Regions from separate parts of the Homo sapiens genome. Here region 2 is linked to region 1. Evidence: read pairs that join two places in POLR2A ChIA-PET (ENCODE). Cell type or tissue: MCF 10A. All regions are shown on one strand. Links, peaks and the distances in the headings refer to the core of each region. The heading gives the core; the rest is flanking DNA.

Region 1 (10,716 bases), core at 2,717-10,716:
GGGGAGAGGAGAGGAAGGGAGAGGAGGGGAGAAGGAGGGAAGGAGAGAAGGAGGGAGGAAAGGAGGAAGAAAGGAAGAGAGGAAGGAAGAGATGAAAGAGTTTCAAAGGAAGGAAGTTTCCCCAAAGCCCAGGGCTAGTGAGGCAGGGTTGGGAGCCAGGCTGGCTGACCCCTGGCCAGTCTCTGGCAGCCGCTGCTTTCTCCCCGGGCGTCCCAGCCCCCAGCCAGGCCTTCCCTCAGCTGGGAGTGTCCTCCCAGGGCCCCCCTCCCACAACCCTCTCTGTCCTTGCAGAAAGCCCGTGTCTGCAGAACCCCTGTCAGAATGACGGGCAGTGTCGGGAGCAGGGAGCCACCTTCACCTGCGAGTGTGAAGTTGGTTACGGGGGAGGCCTGTGTATGGAGCCTCGAGATGCGCCACCTCCCAGAAAGCCAGGTGAGGGCATCGTCCAAGGCCCTGTACCCTCACAACCTCTTCCTGGCCGACAACCACAGAATGATTCTATATGTATTATATTCACATATAGAATGATATGTATTATAATATTATGTTACAGATATTATATATTATAAACATAACAATTTGTAGCTATAATGGATATTAATATATTAATATATCTTGTATATTAATTATCTATTTATATATTACATATATTATTATAGTAGGAATTATAATATAATCCCTAGAAATTCGCAGGACAAGCATCCTCAAAAAACCAGTCCTGGCCGGGAATGGTGGCTCACGCCTGTAATCCCAGCACTTTGGGAGGCTGAGGTGGGCGGATCACGAGGTCAGGAGATGGAGACCATTCTGGCTAACGAAGTGAAACCCCGTCTCTACTAAAAATACAAAAAGTTAGCCGGGTGTGGTGGTGTGCGCCTGTAGTCCCAGCTACTCGGGAGGCTGAGGCAGGAGAATCACTTGAACCTGGGAGGTGGAGGTTGCAGTGAGCCAAGATCAAGCCACTGCACTCCAGCCTGGGTGACAGAGCAAGACTCCATCTAAAAAAAAATAAAAAAATAAAAAAAAATTAGCTGGGTATGGTGGTGCACAGCTGTAATCCCAGCTACTCAGAGGCTGAGGCACGAGACCCGCTTGAACCCGGGAGGCAGAGGTTGCAGTGAGCTAAGATCACGCTACTGCGCTCCAGCCTGGGCGACCAAGACTCCATCTCAAAAAAAACAAAAAACAAAAACCAAAAACAAAACAAAAAACTAGTTCCTGTGCCCATCTCCTACCTATATACTGTGAAATCTTCTCTCTGAAGCCCAGCTCCCCACTCCTGTGACCTGTATCTCTCACCCCTGCTGCTTCCTCCTCCTGTGTCCTTCTGTGCCTCTCCAGCACCTTCCATTGTCCTTTCCTATCCCAAACTACAATTCCCATGGGCTTCTGGGCCAGTGGTTCTCCAGCTTTATCTTGCCTAAGATTGAAGACGGGGTAACTTGTGTACATGTATATTCCAGGACACACTCTGAAAGATCAGATTTGGTAGGTCTGGAGTGGGCCCAGGAATCTGCTTTTTTTTTTTTTTTTTTTGAGTCTTGGTCTGTTGCCCAGGCTGGAGTGCAGTGGCGTGATCTCGGCTCACTGCAACCTCCACCTCCCGGGTTCAAGTGATTCTCCTGTCTCAGCCTCCTGAGTAGCTGGGATTACAGGCGCCGGCCACCACGCCCGGCTATTTTTGTATTTTTAGTAGGGATGGGGTTTCGCCATGTTGGCCAGGTTGGTCTGAAACTCCTGACCTCAGGTGATCCTGCCACCTTGGCCTCCCAAAGTGCTGGGATTACAGGCGTGAGCCTTTGTGCCCAACCAGAATCTGCATTTTCAACAAGGGCCCAGGAAACTATGGAAGTGACTCCAGGGCTACTCTTTGAGAAATGCTGGCTGAGATGACACCTGGACTCTAGGGGACCTAAGAGAAACAGCTGCCCACCTAAATAGGCTTAAGGGAGGGCAGGCGTGGTGGTTCATGCCTGTAATTTCAGGACTTTGGGAGGCCAAGGCGGGAGGATCACTTGAGCCAGGAGTTCAAGACCAGCCTGGTAACATAGCAAGACCCCATCTCTACAAAAAATCACGAAAATTAACCGGGTGTGGTGGCATGTGCCCATAGTCCCAGCTACTTGGAAAGCAGGCTGAGGGGGAGGATTGCTTGAGCCCAGGAGTTCAAGGCTGCAGAAAGCTATGATCGCACCACTGCACTCCAGCCTGAGCAATAGAGCCAGACTCTGTCTAAAAAGGCTTATGGCAAACAGAAAACATTGCGGGGGTTGGGGAGGGGGCACTAAGACCTTGGAGTCCCTGGAGGTGAGAACCTCCTGGAGGAAGAAGCAGACACACCTAGAGATTTAGAGAGATGAGGTCCCCTGGGGTAGCAAGCAATCCCCAAAAGGGAGTACCCCTCAGTCCCCACCCTTCCCGTCTCACGTTCGACCTAATGTCTCTTCCCCGCACCCAGAAGCATCTAACCTGGTGGGCGTCCTACTGGGACTGCTGGTGCCTGTGGTGGTCGTACTACTGGCCGTGACCAGAGAGTGCATTTACAGAACGAGGAGGAAGAGGTGAGTCCTGGGAAGGAGAGAGGAAGGGCGGGTGGGGTGTGCAAACCGGGAAGCGGCTGGGCCCGTAAAGGGCCACTTGGGGACCCATGTCTATTCCCCCATGCCTTCTAGAGAGAAAACGCAGGAGGGAGACAGACTGGCCAGGCTGGTGGACACAGGTGAGAACCAACCCCACAGCCCGGAACCTCGGGGCCTAGAGTTGAGTCTCCTCTCATACATGGTTTTCTTGCTTTCTCCTCAGATACTGTTCTGGACTGTGCCTGTTAAGTTGCTCAGTTTTGAGCTGTCTTCAGACAAGAAGATTAAATAAATTTATATATTTATTTATTTGAGACAGGGTCTTGCTCTGTCGCCAGGCTGGAGTGCAGTGGCACGATCACAGCTCACTGCAGCCTCAACCTCCTGGGCCTCCTGCCTCAGCCTCCTGGGTAGCTGAGACTGCAGGCATGCGTCACCACGAAGGCTAAATTTTAACATTTTTGTTTTTGTAGAGATGGGGGCGGGTCTCACTATGTAGCCCAGGCTGGTCTCAAACTCCTGGCCTCCAGCAATCCTCCCGCCTTGGCCTTCCAGAGCCCTGTGATTACAGGCATGAGCCATGGTGTCTGGCCAAAATTATTTATTTTTGTTTCAGTTTTTTGTTGAGATGGAGTCTCGCTCTGTCTCCCAGGCTGGAGTACAGTGGTGTGATCTCTGTTCACTGCAACCTCCACCTCCTGGGTTCAAGCGATTCTCCTGCCTCAGCCTCCTGAGTAGATGGGATTACAAGTACACACCACCTTGCCTGGCTAATTTCTGTATTTTTAGTAGAGACGAGGTTTCGCCATGTTGGCCAAGCTGGTCTCGAACTCCTGACCTCAAGTGATCTGCCCGACTTGGCCTCCCAAAGTGCTGGGATTATAGGCATGAGCCACCACGCCTGGCCCAAAATTATGTATTTTTGAGACGTGAATGTCCACATGATTATAGTGGAGGAAGTTGGGTCTTGGAGGGAGGAAAATGAGGGAGAGAGGCACGTGGAGGCCTAGGTAGGGCTGGGTTCTGTGCAAAATGTCTAGAGGGGAGAGGAACCTAGGTTTGAGGTGAGGGTGTTGTCCCTTAGAGAAAGCCACATGCGGGTGGCACATTCAGTCCCGGCGAGGCTGACATCACTAGGGGAGACAGAAGGAGCAGGGAGGGCAGAAGGAACAGGGCGGGCAGGGGAATGGAGGGTGGGATGCAGCCCCAGACCCTCGGCTTCTGATTTAGGAGAAGACTTCACCTCAGGAATCCGAGTGCTTAGAGGACGTGGCCTCTGGCTCCCCACCAAGGTGATTCTGAGAAATTTTACATGTCAAGTACAGACTAAGGTTGGGGAATGTGGCTTTTTTTTCTTTTTCTTTTTTTTTAGAGACAAGGTCTCACTCTGTTGCCCAGGCTAGAGTGTAGTGGTGCAGTCATAGCTCACTGCAGCCTTGACCCCCGGGGCTCAAACGATCCTCCCATCTCAGCCTCCTGAGTAGCTGGGACTACAGGCATGCACCACTACGCCTGGCTAATTTTGATATTTTTTAGAAGAGATAGGGTCTCACTATGTTGCCTAAACTGGTCTTGAACTCCTGGGCTCAAAGAGCTCAGCCTGCCTCCACCTCCCAAAGTACAAGGAATACACGTGACCACCTTACCCAGCCAAACGTGGCCTGCCCGCCTTTCCTTCCTTCCTTCCTTCCCTCCTTCCTTCCTTCCTCCATCCTTTCCTCCCTCCTTCCCTTCCTTTTCTTCCTCTTACTCTCTCCTTCCTTCGTTTTTCCTTCCTTCCTTCCTTCCTTCCTTCCTTCCTTCCTTTCTCCCTCCCTCCCTCCCTCTCTCTCTCTCTCTCTCTGTTTTCTTTCTTTCTCTCTCCCCTCTGTCCCTCCCTTCCTTATTTAGAGACAGGTGCTTCCTCTGTTACCCAGGCTGGAGTGCAGTGGCGCAATCATAGTTCACCCCCCAAAGTCCCTCCCACACCTCCTCGAGGGAACAAAACATGGGTGATGTGTCACCAAGGGAAGAGGGGACAGAGGACTCAAGAGCCCGAGGGACCCCAGAAGAGGGCTGTAGAGGTGAGAAATTGAGGGCAAGTCTCCCTGGGCTGGGAAGGGCCCAAGCTGTGATTTGGGGTCCAGCACTGACACAAACACGACAACAGGGGGCGACTGAGGTGCAGAAGTGGAAAAAGCAGGTCGGGCGTGGTGTAATCCCAGCGCCTTGGGAGGCTGAGGGGGAGGACTGCTTGAGGCCAGGAGTTTGAGATCAACCTGGGCAACATTATGAGGCCCCCTGTCTCTACAAAGAATAAAACATCAGCTGGGCATGGTGGCGTGCGCCTGGAGGATTCCCAACTACTCAGGAGGCTGAGATGGGAGCTTGAATTCTTGGGCTCAAGCCTCAGCCTCTCAAGTAGCCAGGACTATAGGCGCATGTCACCACGTCCTGGCTAAAAAAAGTGGCTTTTTCCAAAAAAAGCAAATCAGCCTGTGACCCTCTGGAGAGGCCCCCACCCCCGGTATTCCTCCATTTTCCAAAAGGGGCTAGGGGTTACTGAGGGCGGGGTCTGGGGTCTGGGTTGCTGAAGAATTCTGACCTCTATCCTACTAGGAGTGACCCACTCACCCCAGCCTGAGGCCAAGGTGCAAACATCCCGCCCCCTCCCTCGGGACCTCTGCCTCCCATCAGGCAGGTCCTTGCTTGGAAGTGGGGGCTGGGACGTCTTGCTTGTGCTCTAAGAAGGAAGGCTTGCTGGGTGCGGTGGCTCACACCTGTAATCCCAGCACTTTGGGAGGCCGAGGCGGGCGGATCACGAGGTCAGGAGATCGAGACCATGCTGGCTAACACGGTGAAACCCCATCTCTACTAAAAATACAAAAAAAAATTAGCCGGGTGTGGCAGCTGGCGCCTGTAGTCCCAGCTACTCAGGAAGCTGAGGCAGGAGAATGGCGTGAACCCGGGAGACAGAGCTTGCAGTGAGCTGAGATCGTGCCACTGGAAGGAATGGAAGGCTGCCAATTGGGCTGGGGGAAGATCAGGATGTAGGACCCCAAAGGGGATTTGGGTTTGGGGATGTCAAAACGGAGGACAGGCTGGGTGTGGTGGCTCACGCCTGTAATCCCAGTGCTTTGGGAGGCTGAGGAGGGAGAATTGCTTGAGATCAGGAGTTGGAGACCAGCTTGAGCAACATAGCGAGTCCCTGTCTCTACAAAAATGTAAAGAATTATTGGGTGACTGAGGCGGGAGGATTGTTTGAACCCAGGAGTTCCAAGCTGCAGTGAGCTATGACTGCACCACTGCACTCCAGCCTGGGCAACAGAACGAGACCCTGTCTCTAAAGAAACAACCAACCAACCAACCAACCAGGGAGGATACTGAGTTCTAGAAATGTGTTATACTCTGCGCTTATCCTCTGGGATGACACGCCCTGAGGTCACCTTTATGGGAATGAAGCAAGACCCAAACCCGGGAAGGGAGGGTCCTGCCCAGCGAGACTCTCCCTTGCCCTAGCTGGAAGAGCATTCATGGTGGGGAGCTGGATGTGGCAGGAAGGCTCAGGGCAGCCTGGAGCTCTTGGGGCTGGACCTCAGGGGGCTTCTGCAGCCCCCTGCCCTGACCCCAGCTCCCCACACCGGGTCTTCACTCTTGGCCTCTCTGCTGCACCTCTGCAATGCCCATTAACCTTTCTTTCTCCAGCTACAGCTCTCTAGGACACCTTATCTAGCCCGGATGTCTGGTTGGCAGGGGAAGAGGGTGGGCCTGGGCAACATCCTCTGGATGGACCCCCCGAGTCCCTCCCACACCTCCTCAGGGGTACAAAACATGGGTGATGTGTCACCAAGGGAAAGGGGACAGAGAAGAGCCTGAGGGACTCCAGAAGAGGGCTGTAGAGGTGGGAAATTGAGACAAGCCTCCCTGGACCGGGAAGGGCCCCAGCTGTGATTTGGGGTCCAGCACTGACCCAAACACGTCAACAGGGGGCGACTCAAGTGCAGAAATGGAAAAAGGTTGGGCGCGGTGGCTCACGCCTGTAATCCTAGTACCTTGGGAGGCTGGGAGGGGAGGATAGCTTGAGGCCAGGAGTTTGAGATCAGCCTGGGCAACATTGTGAGACCCCCCCCAACCCGTCTCTACAAAAAATAAAAAAAATCAGCTGGGTGTGGTAGTGTGTGCCTGGAGGATTCCCAGCCACTCGGGAGGCTGAGATGGGAGGATCCCTTGCGCCCAGGAGTTCAAGGTTACAGTGAACTATGATCATTCCACTGCACTCCAGCCTGAGTGACAGAGTGAGGCCCTGTCTCAAAAAAAAAAAAAAAAAAAAAAAAAAAAAGAAAAAGAAAAAGAAAAAGCAATGGACCAGGTTAAGCCAGGCTGGTCCTTGTCAAGACCTGCCCCTGCAGGTGCCCGGGGGGAGGCCAGAAAGATCCCTGGAGAAAAGGACACAGAAAATGGCAAGAAAGAAAGCGGGGCATTTGGAGGGGTAAGTTGGGGGAAGACAGGAGGTTCCCCCTCCCCTTTCCAAGAGGCAGGGAGAACCTGCCCGGGCAGCATCTTGAATGGGAGAATTGTCCTCGGCGCGCGCTTATCGCTTGTGTACACACGTGGGGGGGTCCCTTCTTCCCTTCCCCCACAGCCAATGCAGACACTCTCCCCGCACTGCCTCTAAATCTACCCCAGCTGTCAACATCTGGCCCCCATCTGTGTCCATCCACGGAACCCCCTGCTCCAGCTCCTGCCCCAGCCTCCCTCTCCAGTGGCTGTCGGGCAGGGCTGGGAGCTCAAGGCCTTCCCTCCCTCTCCTGCAGCAGCCTCTGGCCAGGACTGAGGAACCAGGACAGGGGAGGGAGGGGACAGCCCCACCCCGGAGGTGCCCCAGGCTCTTGGCAGAGCCAGCTGGAGACGTTAGAAGCAGCTGCGAATGATTCATCTCGCTCGGCCCCCACCCCACCACCTCAAACATACCCTGGGGCTGATAACCAAGTTCCAGCCCCTACAGCCCTGCAGCCTCCAGACCTCTGACACCTCTCGGTCAGCCACAAAGCCCTCCCTACCCAGCCCCACTCTCCTTAGAAATCTAGTCCATCACCCCCATCACCCCTGGAGCTGGGACACGTCCCATTTTCTTTTATTTATACAAAAAGTTACTTTTTTAAATATAATTTAAGAACCCCTCCAAGCACCGGCGTCCGTTTCTGGGTTCCACCACCAACTACCGCCCTTTTCACTACCTCACCCCACACCCCTTCATAGGACACAGCTTGGGGGTCCCAGGCGGGGTCCGGGGATGTGGGATGACCAAGGCACTGTTCTGGAAACAGACATGATGATGGGCCCCTGTTTCAACTTGGGCAAAGGAGGCCATAGTGAAACAGGTTCCCTCCAACACAAAGTTATGACAAGGACGGTAGAAAAACAAAACGAAGAAACAAAAAGGGAACGGGGAGAAAAATTAAGACCAAAAACAAAACTCAAAAACCTTCAATATGAAGGCAGCAGCTGGGGGAGGGGCATTTACAAGGGAAAAAAATGATTGAGTTTGGTGGTGACAGCAGCAAGTTGGGACTACAAACCCCAATGATTTTGTCACTGGGCCCTGACACCCCTTCTTGCCCCCTGGGACAGCCCCCCCACTCTGGAGCTGGCAAGGGAGTCACACTCTCTTTGGTCTGCGGGAACGCACCCATCAAGGTGAGGGGGGCACCTGGGGAGGCTGGGAGATGTTGGGCACTTCCTTTTCCTCTGGTCACACCCAGTCCTGAGGGAAAGGCGCCCTCACCCTTGGTCTGGAGTTCCCCGAGGTGGCTGGGGGGTGATTTTCCCCTCCTATTATGGCAGAACCCCCAAATCCTGTCTCTCCAAATTGCCAACTCCTCACCCCACGGGCTCAAAGTGCAATCCAGCGGGGCACAGGGCTGGGGGCCTCTGTGAGTCCCCACTCTGCCCCGGAAAATGGGGAGGCGGTGTCCCTGGGGTGGGGAGTTCCTGCAGGTCAGTACTGCGGGGCCGGTCCTCCTGTCCCACCCGGGGTTCCCGGCTTGGCCTGGGACTTCATGTGCTGGACACTGGCCAAGATTTTCTTCTGGTGTCCCGCCAGAGTGACTCCGATTCGGAGCAGGTCCCTGCAGAAGGAAAGGAGAGCTTGGTGAGACCCTAGGTTCCCTGTGGCCGCTCTCCTCTCTTGGCTCCTGAGACGGTCCTAGCCTCAGGATTGTAAGCCAATCAGAAAAGCCAGCGGGGGAGGGAGAACAGATGTCAACAGTTCCCGGGCAGTTTTTTTAAGAGCTGGGCAGCCATCCTTCTGTGCAACCGCAGAAGGGGGTAGGGCTGGAGGCCAGAGGCAGGGCCTTTGGCTTGGGTGCCAGGGAAGGAAAGAAAAGAGAGAAAAGCCCGCAAAATGAGACTGGGGGAAGAGGCTGCACAGATTGCCGTAGAGGGAAATGGAGTGTGAGAAAGAAAAGGCCGAAGTGGGAGAGGAAGAGCTGGGTGGAGAGGAAGAGGAGGTTGCTGATGGCTGGAGGCTGAGATAAGGGGAAAAAAGGGAGAGGAGGCCCCCTGGGTCAGAGAGAGGCTGGGAAGAATTAGGGAGGGATGTGCCCAGGCCCCGTGGGGCAGGGGCAGACTGGCCTGAGACCCTCTGGCTCTAGCCTCCTGAGTAGCTGGGACCACAGGCACGCACCACCATGCCCAGCTAATTTTTTTGTTTTTGTTTTGTAGAGATGGGGTTTTGCTATTTTGGCCAGGCTGCTCTCAAACTCCTGGGCTCAAGCAATCGGTCCACCTGAGCCTCCCAAAGTGCTGAGATTACAGGCGTGAGCCACCACCTGGCCTTCACATTTCTTTTTTTTTTTTTTTTTTTTTTTTGAGATGGAATTTCACTCTGTCATCCAGGCTGGAGTGCAGTGGTGCGATCTCGGCTCACTGCAACCTCCACCTCCCGGGTTCAAGCGATTCTCCTGCCTCAGCCTCCTCAGTAGCTGGTATTACAGGCACGCACCACCATGCCCAGCTAATTTTTGTATTTTTAGTAGACATAAGGTTTCACCAAGTTGTCCACAATGGTCTCGAACTCCTAACCTCAAGTGATCTGCCCACCTCGGCCTCCCAAAGTGCTGGCATTACAGGCATGAGCCACCATGCCCGGCCTTCAGATTTCTATTCCTTCTATTTCTGTTATTCAACCTGGGGTGAGAGGAGATCTTGGGAGAGGAACGGGAAGGCAGAAAGGGGGAGTAGCAGACAAAGGCCAAGTGGGGATACGCAGCCTTTGGGAGGCAAGGAATCATAAAACCATTTCACATAAAAGCTGAAGAGGATCTCCAAAACCTAGCCCAATCTTCTCCTTTTATGGTTGGAAAAAGAGAACCCGAGTTGACACATTGTTACCGTGAGAGCCGGGCCTGGAATGCAGATAGATGCACAAAGATAGCTAGAAGTGAGAGGCGGAAGCGCGATGGCCCAGGGCTGTGATGGCAGGAGGAGGTGAGGCGGGCAGGCTGGCCCCAAAGAGTCCTTGGGTCCTCAGCTCCATGGGGCTGTGACTGCTCCTCTGGGGCCCTTCTAGGCATGGCATGAGCGCAGTGCAAGAAGACAGCATTGGCACCCGAAGCTGACCCCAAAAGCCCCTGGAGACCCCGTGGGCCTGACTCCAGCTGCCCCGCTCTCCCAGCCCCACTCCAGCTCCTGCCACTGCTTACTCAGCAGAGATCTGGCTGACCAGCTCGAAGGAGCCAAAGCCAGCGGCTGCGAAACTTTCTTCGTATCTTCCCATTTTGATGGCCCGAAGCCACTCGCCCACAGAGCCAAAAGCTGAGTAGTGAGGCTGCCGCTGGTCCAGGAGAGGGTGTGAGGCCCTAGGGGGCAAGGATGGGGAGGAATGCTGAGTACCAGGCCCAGGTCCGGGGGAGGAGGTGGAACCCAGCCTTGCAGAGGCGGACAGAGGCCCTCCCACCCAACACCAATGAACGGACACTTCTGGGCAAGGAGTGGGGGCAGAGAGCGGGAAGGAGGGCCCATTCTCTGCAGTCCTCACCCGCCATTCTCCCGGGCCACGATTTTGAGGCTGGCGGGGTTCCGGATCATCTTGTCCAGGGCGCTGACCACCTGGGGGAAGCGGGGCCGGGCATTCCGGTCTTTCTGCCAACAGTCCAGC
Region 2 (10,926 bases), core at 1-8,000, 76 kb before region 1:
GGGGTGGAGTTGGGAAGCTAGACACTGCCCCCCTACATAAGAATAAGTCTGGTGGCCCCAAACCATACCTGGAAACTAGGCAAGGAGCAAAGCCAGCAGATCCTACGGCCTGTGGGCCAGGGCCAGAGCCTTCAGGGACCCTTGACTCCCCGGGCTGTGTGCATTTCAGACGGGCTGTGCTGAACACTGCAGCTTGAATGAGAATATCACTGTCCCAGACACCAAAGTTAATTTCTATGCCTGGAAGAGGATGGAGGTGAGTTCCTTTTTTTTTTTTTTTCCTTTCTTTTGGAGAATCTCATTTGCGAGCCTGATTTTGGATGAAAGGGAGAATGATCGAGGGAAAGGTAAAATGGAGCAGCAGAGATGAGGCTGCCTGGGCGCAGAGGCTCACGTCTATAATCCCAGGCTGAGATGGCCGAGATGGGAGAATTGCTTGAGCCCTGGAGTTTCAGACCAACCTAGGCAGCATAGTGAGATCCCCCATCTCTACAAACATTTAAAAAAATTAGTCAGGTGAGGTGGTGCATGGTGGTAGTCCCAGATATTTGGAAGGCTGAGGCGGGAGGATCGCTTGAGCCCAGGAATTTGAGGCTGCAGTGAGCTGTGATCACACCACTGCACTCCAGCCTCAGTGACAGAGTGAGGCCCTGTCTCAAAAAAGAAAAGAAAAAAGAAAAATAATGAGGGCTGTATGGAATACATTCATTATTCATTCACTCACTCACTCACTCACTCATTCATTCATTCATTCATTCAACAAGTCTTATTGCATACCTTCTGTTTGCTCAGCTTGGTGCTTGGGGCTGCTGAGGGGCAGGAGGGAGAGGGTGACATGGGTCAGCTGACTCCCAGAGTCCACTCCCTGTAGGTCGGGCAGCAGGCCGTAGAAGTCTGGCAGGGCCTGGCCCTGCTGTCGGAAGCTGTCCTGCGGGGCCAGGCCCTGTTGGTCAACTCTTCCCAGCCGTGGGAGCCCCTGCAGCTGCATGTGGATAAAGCCGTCAGTGGCCTTCGCAGCCTCACCACTCTGCTTCGGGCTCTGGGAGCCCAGGTGAGTAGGAGCGGACACTTCTGCTTGCCCTTTCTGTAAGAAGGGGAGAAGGGTCTTGCTAAGGAGTACAGGAACTGTCCGTATTCCTTCCCTTTCTGTGGCACTGCAGCGACCTCCTGTTTTCTCCTTGGCAGAAGGAAGCCATCTCCCCTCCAGATGCGGCCTCAGCTGCTCCACTCCGAACAATCACTGCTGACACTTTCCGCAAACTCTTCCGAGTCTACTCCAATTTCCTCCGGGGAAAGCTGAAGCTGTACACAGGGGAGGCCTGCAGGACAGGGGACAGATGACCAGGTGTGTCCACCTGGGCATATCCACCACCTCCCTCACCAACATTGCTTGTGCCACACCCTCCCCCGCCACTCCTGAACCCCGTCGAGGGGCTCTCAGCTCAGCGCCAGCCTGTCCCATGGACACTCCAGTGCCAGCAATGACATCTCAGGGGCCAGAGGAACTGTCCAGAGAGCAACTCTGAGATCTAAGGATGTCACAGGGCCAACTTGAGGGCCCAGAGCAGGAAGCATTCAGAGAGCAGCTTTAAACTCAGGGACAGAGCCATGCTGGGAAGACGCCTGAGCTCACTCGGCACCCTGCAAAATTTGATGCCAGGACACGCTTTGGAGGCGATTTACCTGTTTTCGCACCTACCATCAGGGACAGGATGACCTGGATAACTTAGGTGGCAAGCTGTGACTTCTCCAGGTCTCACGGGCATGGGCACTCCCTTGGTGGCAAGAGCCCCCTTGACACCGGGGTGGTGGGAACCATGAAGACAGGATGGGGGCTGGCCTCTGGCTCTCATGGGGTCCAAGTTTTGTGTATTCTTCAACCTCATTGACAAGAACTGAAACCACCAATATGACTCTTGGCTTTTCTGTTTTCTGGGAACCTCCAAATCCCCTGGCTCTGTCCCACTCCTGGCAGCAGTGCAGCAGGTCCAGGTCCGGGAAACGAGGGGTGGAGGGGGCTGGGCCCTACGTGCTGTCTCACACAGCCTGTCTGACCTCTCGACCCTACCGGGCCTGAGGCCACAAGCTCTGCCTACGCTGGTCAATAAGGTGGCTCCATTCAAGGCCTCACCGCAGTAAGGCAGCTGCCAACCCTGCCCAGGGCAAGGCTGCAGTGCGCTGAGATTGTCATCAAGGAGAGGGAGGCCAGAGGACGGGTCCTTTTGGGAGTTTTGGGGGCTGGTAACAGCTGCCAACCCTGGTCACTGGCCCTTGTTAATTTCTGCCTCTTCTTTGGTCTCTTCGGCTGATGCCACACTCCCAGCATCAGCCTTCCGCCTCAATGCACATCCTCGCTAAGTCCAGCTGCCTCCTTTACTCACCTGGGGACTGTCACCATGAATACTCGCCTCTGAAATTCACAAAAGGGGCGGTACACACAGGTGCGGTTGGAGCCACCTCTATAAACAGCATCTGCTCGGGGACAAGGGCCACTCTAGGTGGTCCATTTATATATTTGTGATTTTGTTTGTTTGTTTGTTTTTAGTGACAGTGTCTTGCTCTGTTGCCCAGGCTGGAGTGCAGTGGTGCAATCATGGGTCACTGCAGCCTCAAACTCCTGGGCTCAAGCAATCCTCTAGTCCCAGCCTCATGAGTAGATGTGACTAAAGGCATGCATCGCCATGCCCTGCTAATTTTTAAATTATTTTTATCTTATTTTTTTTAGAGATGGGGTCTTGCTATGTTGCCCAGGCTGGTCTCAAACTCTGGGTTCAAGTGATCCTCCCTCCTTAGCCTCCCAAAGTGCTGGGATTATAGGTGTGAGCCATTGCGCCTGGTTTATTCCTTCTACCTAATCCCTACCTGCTCCTTTACTCCCCTGGGGTGGGGGACATGGAACAAATGAACTCTACTTCCACTCTTGATTTCTACTTCTCATTTTCCCCTTTACTCTGACCACAACTTCAGATTCCTTCTCAAAAATAATGCTTCAGCGGGAAAGGACCACTGAGGAGGGACCTGTGCAGACAGCAAAAGCTGTCATAAAACTGTATGGGAGGCCAGGCACGGTGGCTCATGCCTGTAATCCCAGCACTTTGGGAGGCTGAGGTGGGTGGATCATCTGAGGTCAGGTGTTTGAGACCAGCCTGGCCAACGTGGTGAAACCCCATGTCTACTAAAAATACAAAAAATTAGCCGGGTGTGGTGGTGGGCTCCTGTAATCCCAGCTATTCTGGAGGCTGAGGCAGGAGAATCACTGAACCTGGGAGGCGGAGGTTGCAGTGAGCCGAGGTCGTGCCACTGGACTCCAGCCTGGGCGACAAGAGCGAAACTCTGTCTCAAAAACAAAACAAAAACAAACAAACAAAAACAACTGTATGGGACCCCGATCCTGGTTGTTATCCCATATGTGAGGGCCGGTCTTTCTGCTTGTATCATCAACTGTAGAGAAGTCAGCCTGTGTTCCCCTGCACATATGCAAACGGGAGAGAATGTTTTGCAATCCGCAGCAGGAAAAATTACGGGAAGGTTTTGGAGGTTGGAGGGTACTTGACAGGTGTGTAGGGAGCGGGGCGGTAGGTGTGGAGCTGGGATGCGAGGAGTCGCCAAAGGGGAGGACCCAAGAGAATTTTCCCTCTGTTCTAACCGGCTCGTGGGCTACAGTGCCCTCTTCAGGTCTTACTAGGAACTGCTAGAGAAACCTACAAGCGATAGATCCTTAGGGCTCTGACCTTGTACATTTCTTTTCTTTTCTTTTCTTTTCTTTTTTTTCAATGGAGTCTCACTCTGTCACTCAGGCTGGAGTGCAGTGGCGCGATCTCGGCTCACTGCAACCTCCGCCTCCCGGGTTCAAGCGATTCTCCTGCCTCAGCCTCCCGAGTAGCTGGGACTACAGACGCCTGCTAACACACCTGGCTAATTTTTTGTATTTTTAGTAGAGATGGAGTTTCACCAGGTCGACCAGGCTGGTCTCAAACTCCTGAGCTCAGAGGATCCGCCCACCTCGGCCTCCCAAAGTGTTGGGTTTACAGGCGTGAGCCACCGCGCCCGGCTGTGACCTTGTACATTTCAATACACATTTATATTGTGGTTTCCACAGATGGCATTTGATTCTTGCACCAGGAATGCTGTGAGTCAGTAAAGGAGAAATCTCCCTCTTAGGCTGCTGACATCGGAGCTAAGAGGCTTGTTCTTAAGCCGAAGGAATCTGGCTAATAAGAGACTGAGCTAGAACCTGAGCACAGGATTTAGGACTCCTAATCCCAAAGGCTGTCCACCTCTTAGCCTGATTTGTAGTCTAAGGCTCAAACATCTCATCAATGAGCAACCCGCTTTTGCCTCCCTCCTCTCCGTCTGCAGGATTCAGGGTCACTGATCTTATTCCACAACTGTCTTCAGACTTCTCACTGCTTTCAGTTTCTAAAATATAATAAAAAAATAGTAATTTTCAACCAGATGTTGTGGCTCACGCCTGTAATCCCAGCACTTTGGGAGGCTGAGGTGGGAGGATCCCTTGAGCTCAGGAGTTTGAGACCACCCTGGGCAACATAGTGAGACCCCCATCTCTACAAAAAAATTTAAACATTAGCTGGATGTGGTGGCATGCAGCTGTAGTGCCAGCTACTCAGGAGGCTGAGGTGGGAGAATCACTCAAGCCTGGGAGGTTGAGGCTGCAGTGAGCTGTGATCACACCACTGCATTCTAGCCTGGGTGACAGAGCAAGATCCCATCCCCTCCCCCACAAAAAGAGTAGTTATCAAACCTGAACTGTCTGACCACTCCTGGGATGGATGTGAGAGGCAAGTACGTTAGAAACATTTAAAACATTTATTCCAAGTTTATAGAATGGCTACTGTGAACCAAGCCTTTGCACTAAGTGCTAGGAGACATGAAATGACACTCATAGCCCAGTGGCCAGTGGGCAGCCTCCTGGGGGCAAAAAAAGGCACACATTAATTCATTTTATTTTATTTATTTATTTTTTGAGACAGGGTCTTGTTGTGTCACCCAGGCTGGAGGGCAGTGGCACAATCTCAGCTCACTGCAACCTCCACCTCCTGGGTTCAAGCAATTCTTGTGCCTCAGCCTCCCGAGTAGCTGGGATTACAGGCACATGCCACCACACCCGGCTAGTTTGTGTGTGTGTGTTTGTGTTTTTTTGTTTGTTTGTTTTTGTTTTGTTTTTTGGTAGAGATGGGGTTTCTCCATGTTGGCCAGCCTGGTCTCGAACTCCTGATCTCAGGTGATCCACTCATCAGTCTCCCAAAATGCTGGGATTACATGCATGAGCCACTGCACCTGGCCTTGACGCACATTAATTCAGACGTAGTCATTTTGGTATGGGACTGAGTGCTAAGCTGTGCAATGCCAAGAGGCCGGGGAAGGGAAGAACCACAGGATTTAGAAGAACTAAGCGAGGCCCAGAGTCTGTGCTGAGAGGCAGATTCCCAAGGAGGGTGTTGCCAGATTTCAGAGGTTCTTCGAGTGCAGGCCAGGAAAGGAACTTTCCTCTGAACTGTGATCATGGTTATAATTAACAACACATTCAATCTGTGGCATCTGCATGCTGCGATTCTCACCCGAACTCCACGAAGCAGGAATACAATGAGTATCATCCCCATTTGTCAGATGGGGAACTAAGTTCTGCTGGAAAGTGACAGAGCCAACACTTTTGACTTTCTGGTGGGGACAGGAGCCAGCAAAGCCTAGTTCTGAGTCAAGGGGTTACATAATTGTTTAAAGATGATGCCTTCTGTTTGTAGAGAGCTTGGCTATTTACATGAAAAGCATGTGATTTCCTGGCATGCTTTTCATTTGCTCTCCTAACGCCAAGAGGAAGGCAGGGATGATGGAGGGTCCCCATTTTGCAGAGGAGGAAACTGAGGCCCAAAGAGATTATGGGCCTTGCCCAGGTCATAAAACACGGAGATGGGGCTGGACGAAGTGGCTCATACTAGTAATCCCAGCACTTTGGGAGACTGAGGCAGGAGGAGGGCTTGAGCACAAGAGTTCCAGACTGGCCCCAGAAACATAGGGAGACCCTGTCTCTAAAAAAAATTTTAAAGCAGTGGGGCATGATGGTGTGCACCTGTAGGCCCAGCAGAAGCAGGAGGGATCACTTGAACCCAGGGATTTGAGACTGCATTGAGCTATGATTGCAGCGCTGCACTCCAGCCAGGGTGACAGAGCAAGACCCTGGCTCAAAAGAGAGAAAAAAAAAAAGTCCGGGTGTGGTAGCTCAAGTCTGTAATCCCTGCACTTTGGGAGGCCAAGGTGGGTGGATCACTTGAGGTCAGGAATTTGAGACCAGCCTGGCCAACATGGTGAAACCCCATCTCTACTAAAATTACAAACATTAGCCAGGTGTGGTGGTGCATGCCTGTAATCCCAGCTACTTGGGAGGCAGAGGCACGAGGATTGCTTGAACCTGGGAGGCAGAGGTTGCAGTGAGCTGAGAGATCGAGTCACTGCACTCCATCTTGAGCAACAAGAGCGAGACTCCGTCTCAAAAAGAAAAAAAAAAGAGAGAGAGAGAGAGTCCCTTTTCTCTCTGACCCAGGATCACCAGGGAGAGGAAAGAGAAGAGATGGAGTGAATGAGACAGCTGTGGTCAGCAAGGCGTGTCCATCTTCCACGACCGACTCCTTCCCATTCAATCCCCTGCCTTGGGATCCTGCTTCTTCCCTGCATAGGCAGAAAGTACCTACCAACTTCCCTTCTTCCCAACTCCCTGCTCTGAGTACTGCGCTAGGAGCCAACTCAGCCACCTCCTGCAGCCCCAGCTCTCCATCTTAACTGCAGCCTCTCGCTCTTGGGTACTCACTGACTCAAATCCTCCCTCTGGGCCCAAGCATCAGGCTGAACAAAGACCTGTCCCTAGTTCACAGGTCACCTAGGATTCTTTTTTTTTTTCTTTGAGATGGGGTTTCGCTCTTGTTGCCCAGGCTGGAGTGCAATGGCGCGATCTCAGCTCACTGCAAACTTTGCCTCCCGGGTTCAAATGATTCTCCTGCCTCAGCCTCCTGAGTAGCTGGGATTACAGGCATGTGCCACCACACCTGGTTAATTTTGTATTTTTAGTACAGACAGGGTTTCTCCGTGTTGGTCAGGCTGGTCTCGAACCCCGACCTCAGGTGATCCACCTGCCTCAACCTCCCAAAGTGCTGGGATTACAGGCGTGAGCCACTGTGCCTGGCCAGTCACCTAGGGTTCTGCTGGAACTACTGAACTGTAGTTCAGTAGGTGATCTTACCACAGTAGGGTTTGTTGCTGGAGTTGCATTAGCTAAACAGGGTCTTTTAGACACTGGAATCTAAGCTGAAGGCTAATAATATTATTTGAAGATGGTGAAAGTTAATTCTACTAAAATTCCATCATAAAACTGTGGCATTGTGAAGGATTGTTGGCAACAAATAAATAGACGATAGTATAGTTTCTCAATTTATGGGAGTCATGGCCAAATGTCTCTAAACTCCCTTCTTTATTTAAGAAAATTGATTATTAAAAATGGCCAGTGGTTCACGCCTGTAATCCCAACACTTTGGGGGGCCAAGGTGGGCGGATCACCTGAGGTCAGGAGTTCGAGACCAGCCTGACCAACATGGTGAAATCCCGTCTCTACTAAAAATAAAAAATTAGCTGGGTGTGGTGGTGCATGCCTGTAATCCCAGCTAGTTGGAAGGTTGAGGCAGGAGAATTGCTTGAACCTGGGAGGCGGAGGTTGCAGTGAGCCAAGATCGTACCATTGCACTCCAGCCTGGGCAACAAGGGCAAAACAAGATAAAAAAAAAATTACGTGACCGGGCGCGGTGATGTACACTTGTAATACCAGCACTGTGGGAGGCCAAGGTGAGAGGATCACTTGAGGCTGGTAGTTTGAGACCAGCCTAGTCAACATAGTGAGATCCCTGTTTCTATAAAAAATTTGCTGGGCTACTAAAAAATAGACTGTAGTTCCAACTACTTGGGAGGCTGAGGTTGTAGTGAGCTATGATTGAGCCACTGAACTCTAACCTGGGTGATAGAGCAAGACACTGTCTCAAAAAAAAAAGTGACTGCCACACATAAATTTCTTTCTTTTATTATTATTATTATTATTATTTTTTGAGACAGAGTCTCACTCTGTCACCCAGGCTGGAGTGCAGTGGTGCGATCTCGGCTCACTGCAACCTACCCCTCCTGGGTTCAAGAGATTCTCCTGCCTCAGCCTCCTGAGTAGCTGGGACTACAGGTGCGCACCACCATGCCCAGCTAATTTTGTATTTTTAGTACATACGGGGTTTCACCATGTTGGCCAGGCTGATCTTGAACTCCTGGCCTCAGGTGATCTGCCCACCTTGGCCTCCCAAAGTGTTGGGATTATAGGTGTGAGCCACTGCACCCAGCCAACATCATAGATTTCTGGCTTTAAAAAAATCTTGGCTGTACTGATTGAGCCTCCTCCCCAATCTTACAGAGGAAGGAACTAAGACACAGAGAGGGTGAGAAAAGTTCCCAAAGACACACAGCAAATTTAGGACTGGGCTCCAGTTCTCTCAAGGGCTTTTCCACAGCCCAAGGTCTCTCACACCTGTTCCCACAGCTGCCAGTCTTGTCAAGGTTGCCAGTCTCTGGGGCGTTGCTGGTTCCTGGCTCCCTAAAATACAGGGCCCAAGGGTCCTCCCCCACTTTCCTGTCCTGCCGTGAGCCCCCCACCCCCACTTCCAGACGGATTGGGAGCTGTGACCCCCAGCTCTGTGGTCCCAAAGGGAGGTCAGCTAAAGCAGCTACCAGGGGACTTATTGCCCAACAGGGAGTGGCTATGATCAATGTCTTCTGCTCCTCTTCCCTGGGTTAACCATTTCCTGGCCCTGGCCCCTCTGTTAATTCCTCTGCTAACCTGGTATGGAGGAAGGGTGGACAAGGGCTTGGGATGGACACCATTGATATCCCCAGGTCTGACATAAACAGGCAGGGGGGTGCTCTCAGTCCTCAGATGTGATCCCTGCCTGAGCTCTGTTGGCATTCCATGGCGAGGCTCTTCAGCCTCATTTGGGCAGAAGCGGTCCTGGGGATTGCAAAAGGGCTTTCTTTTTCTTTTATTTATTTCTTTTTAGAAACAGAGTCTCCTTGTGTTGCCCAGGCTGGAGTGCAATGGTACAATCATAGCTCACTGCAGCCTTGAACTCCTGGGCTCAGGCGACCCTCCCGCCTCAGCCTTCTTTGTAACTGGAACTACAGGTGTGCACCACCATGCTTAGATAATTTTTGTATTTTTTGTGTAGAGGGTGGGTTCTCGCTATGTTGCCCAAGCTGGTCTCGAACTCCTGGGCTCAAGCAATCCTCCTACCTTGGCCTCCCAAAGTTCTGGGATTACAGGCACAAGCCACCGCGCCCGGCCATTTCTTTTCTTTTCTTTTCTTTTCTTTTCTTTTCTTTTCTTTTCTTTTCTTTTTGAGACAGATTTTTGCTCTTGTTGCCCAGGCTGGAGTGCAATGGCGCGATCTTGGCTCACTGCAACCTCTGCCTCCCAGGTTCAAGCAATTCTCCTGCCTCAGCCTCCCGAGTAGCTGGGAGTACAGGCATGCACCACCATGCCCAACTAATTTTTTGTATTTAGTAGAGATGGAGTTTCACCATGTTAGTTAGGCTAGTCTTGAACTCCTGACCTCAAGTGATCTGTCAACCTCGGCTTCCCAAAGTGCTGGGATTACAGGCATGAGCCACCGTGCCCGGCCTCCGGCCATTTCTTAATATGATCCAATTACATACCTACTGATAAATATTTATCATAACTTTTCCTATTGTAAACAATGTTGCAATTAATATCTTTGGGTATCCGCAAATTTGTGCAAAGTGCATGTATTTCTGTAGCAAGTTTCCTAGAAATGTTAGGTCAAAGATATGCACATTTGAAAGTTCAACAGTCATTGTCAAATGCCTTCTAAGAAGTTTTCTGGCCAGGCACTGTGGCTCACACCTGTAATCCCAACACTATGGGAGGCCAAGGTGGGTGGATCACCTGAGGTCAGAAGTTCGAGACCAGCCTGACCAACATGATGGAACCCCATCTCCACTAAAAATACAAAATTAGCCGGGTGTGATGGCACATGCCTGTTAATCCCAGCTACTTGGGAGGCTGAGGCAAGAGAATTGCTTGAACTCGGGAGGTGGAGGTTTGCAGTGAGCTGAGATTGTGCCATTGCTCTCTAGGCTGGGTTGACTCCTCCCCCAAAACAAACAAACAAACCAAAAAACAAATGCCTTCTAAGAAGTTTTCACCGGCTGGGCACAGTGGCTCATGTTTGTAATCTCAGCACTTTGGGAGGCTGAGGCAAGCGGATCACTGGAGCCCAGGAGTTTGAGACCAGCCTGGGCAACATAGTGAGACCCTATCTCTACAATACAAGCAAGCAAAAAAAACAAACAGAAATTAGCTAGGCATGGTGGCTTGTGCCTGTAATCCCAGACACCCCGGGAGGCTGAGGTGGGAGAACTGCTTGAGCCTGGGAGGTTGAGACTGCAGTAAGCTGTGACGGCACCACTGCACTCCAGCCTGGGCAACAGAGTGAGACGCTGTCTCAAAAAAAAAAAAAAAGTTTTCACCAACATTCTTTTTTTGTTTTGTTTTGAGACAGGGTCTCGCTCTGTTGCTCTGGCTGGAGTACAGTGGCTTGATCATAGCTCACTGCAGCCTTGAACGCGTAAGTCCTCCCGCCTCAACCTCACAACCAGCTGGGACCTACAGGCACATACTGCCATGCTTGGTTAATTTTTAAATTTTTTGTAGAGACAGGGTCTCACTGTTTTGCCCAGGCTGGTCTCTAGCCTCAAGCGGTCCTACCATCTCGGCCTCCAAAAAGCACTTGGGATTACCAGCATGAGCCACTGCACCTGGCCACCAACCTACAGTCTTATCATCACTGAGTTCGTATCTACCTGCATCCT

Evidence for each region. ChIA-PET counts read pairs that join two places held together with the same protein. Peaks named below come from ENCODE experiments on the same cell type or tissue, not always from the same donor. Only the 100,000 strongest peaks of a DNase experiment are listed, where the experiment ranks them.
Region 2: POLR2A ChIA-PET joins it to region 1 with 15 read pairs; 4 of 35 experiments call an interaction of 5 or more read pairs at or near these places.

Annotation. Positions count from the first base shown.
Region 1 is chr7:100,794,905-100,805,620 of GRCh38, forward strand. It overlaps ZAN (zonadhesin), which reads left to right. Exons shown (of 48, transcript NM_003386.3): 45 at 292-432; 46 at 2,462-2,561; 47 at 2,673-2,719; 48 at 2,803-2,893. The coding sequence ends at 2,828. It overlaps EPHB4 (EPH receptor B4), which reads right to left. Exons shown (of 17, transcript NM_004444.5): 15 at 10,597-10,716; 16 at 10,262-10,417; 17 at 7,661-8,686. The coding sequence ends at 8,557. Among named protein-coding and RNA genes, the nearest start is that of EPHB4, 27 kb to the right of the region's middle. RefSeq lists enhancers at 4,559-4,618, 6,562-7,265, 7,266-7,968, 9,823-10,538, 10,539-10,716 and a silencer at 4,623-4,917. In MCF 10A, for the core only: CTCF peaks have their summits at 4,727 and 6,503; DNase peaks (open chromatin) are centred at 4,757, 7,447 and 8,817.
Region 2 is chr7:100,721,793-100,732,718 of GRCh38, forward strand. It overlaps EPO (erythropoietin), which reads left to right. Exons shown (of 5, transcript NM_000799.4): 3 at 170-256; 4 at 872-1,051; 5 at 1,186-1,908. The coding sequence ends at 1,341. Among named protein-coding and RNA genes, the nearest start is that of ZAN, 6.3 kb to the right of the region's middle. RefSeq lists a silencer at 3,039-3,273 and an enhancer at 3,425-3,604. In MCF 10A, for the core only: a CTCF peak has its summit at 3,649 (motif pointing left); DNase peaks (open chromatin) are centred at 3,649 and 4,119.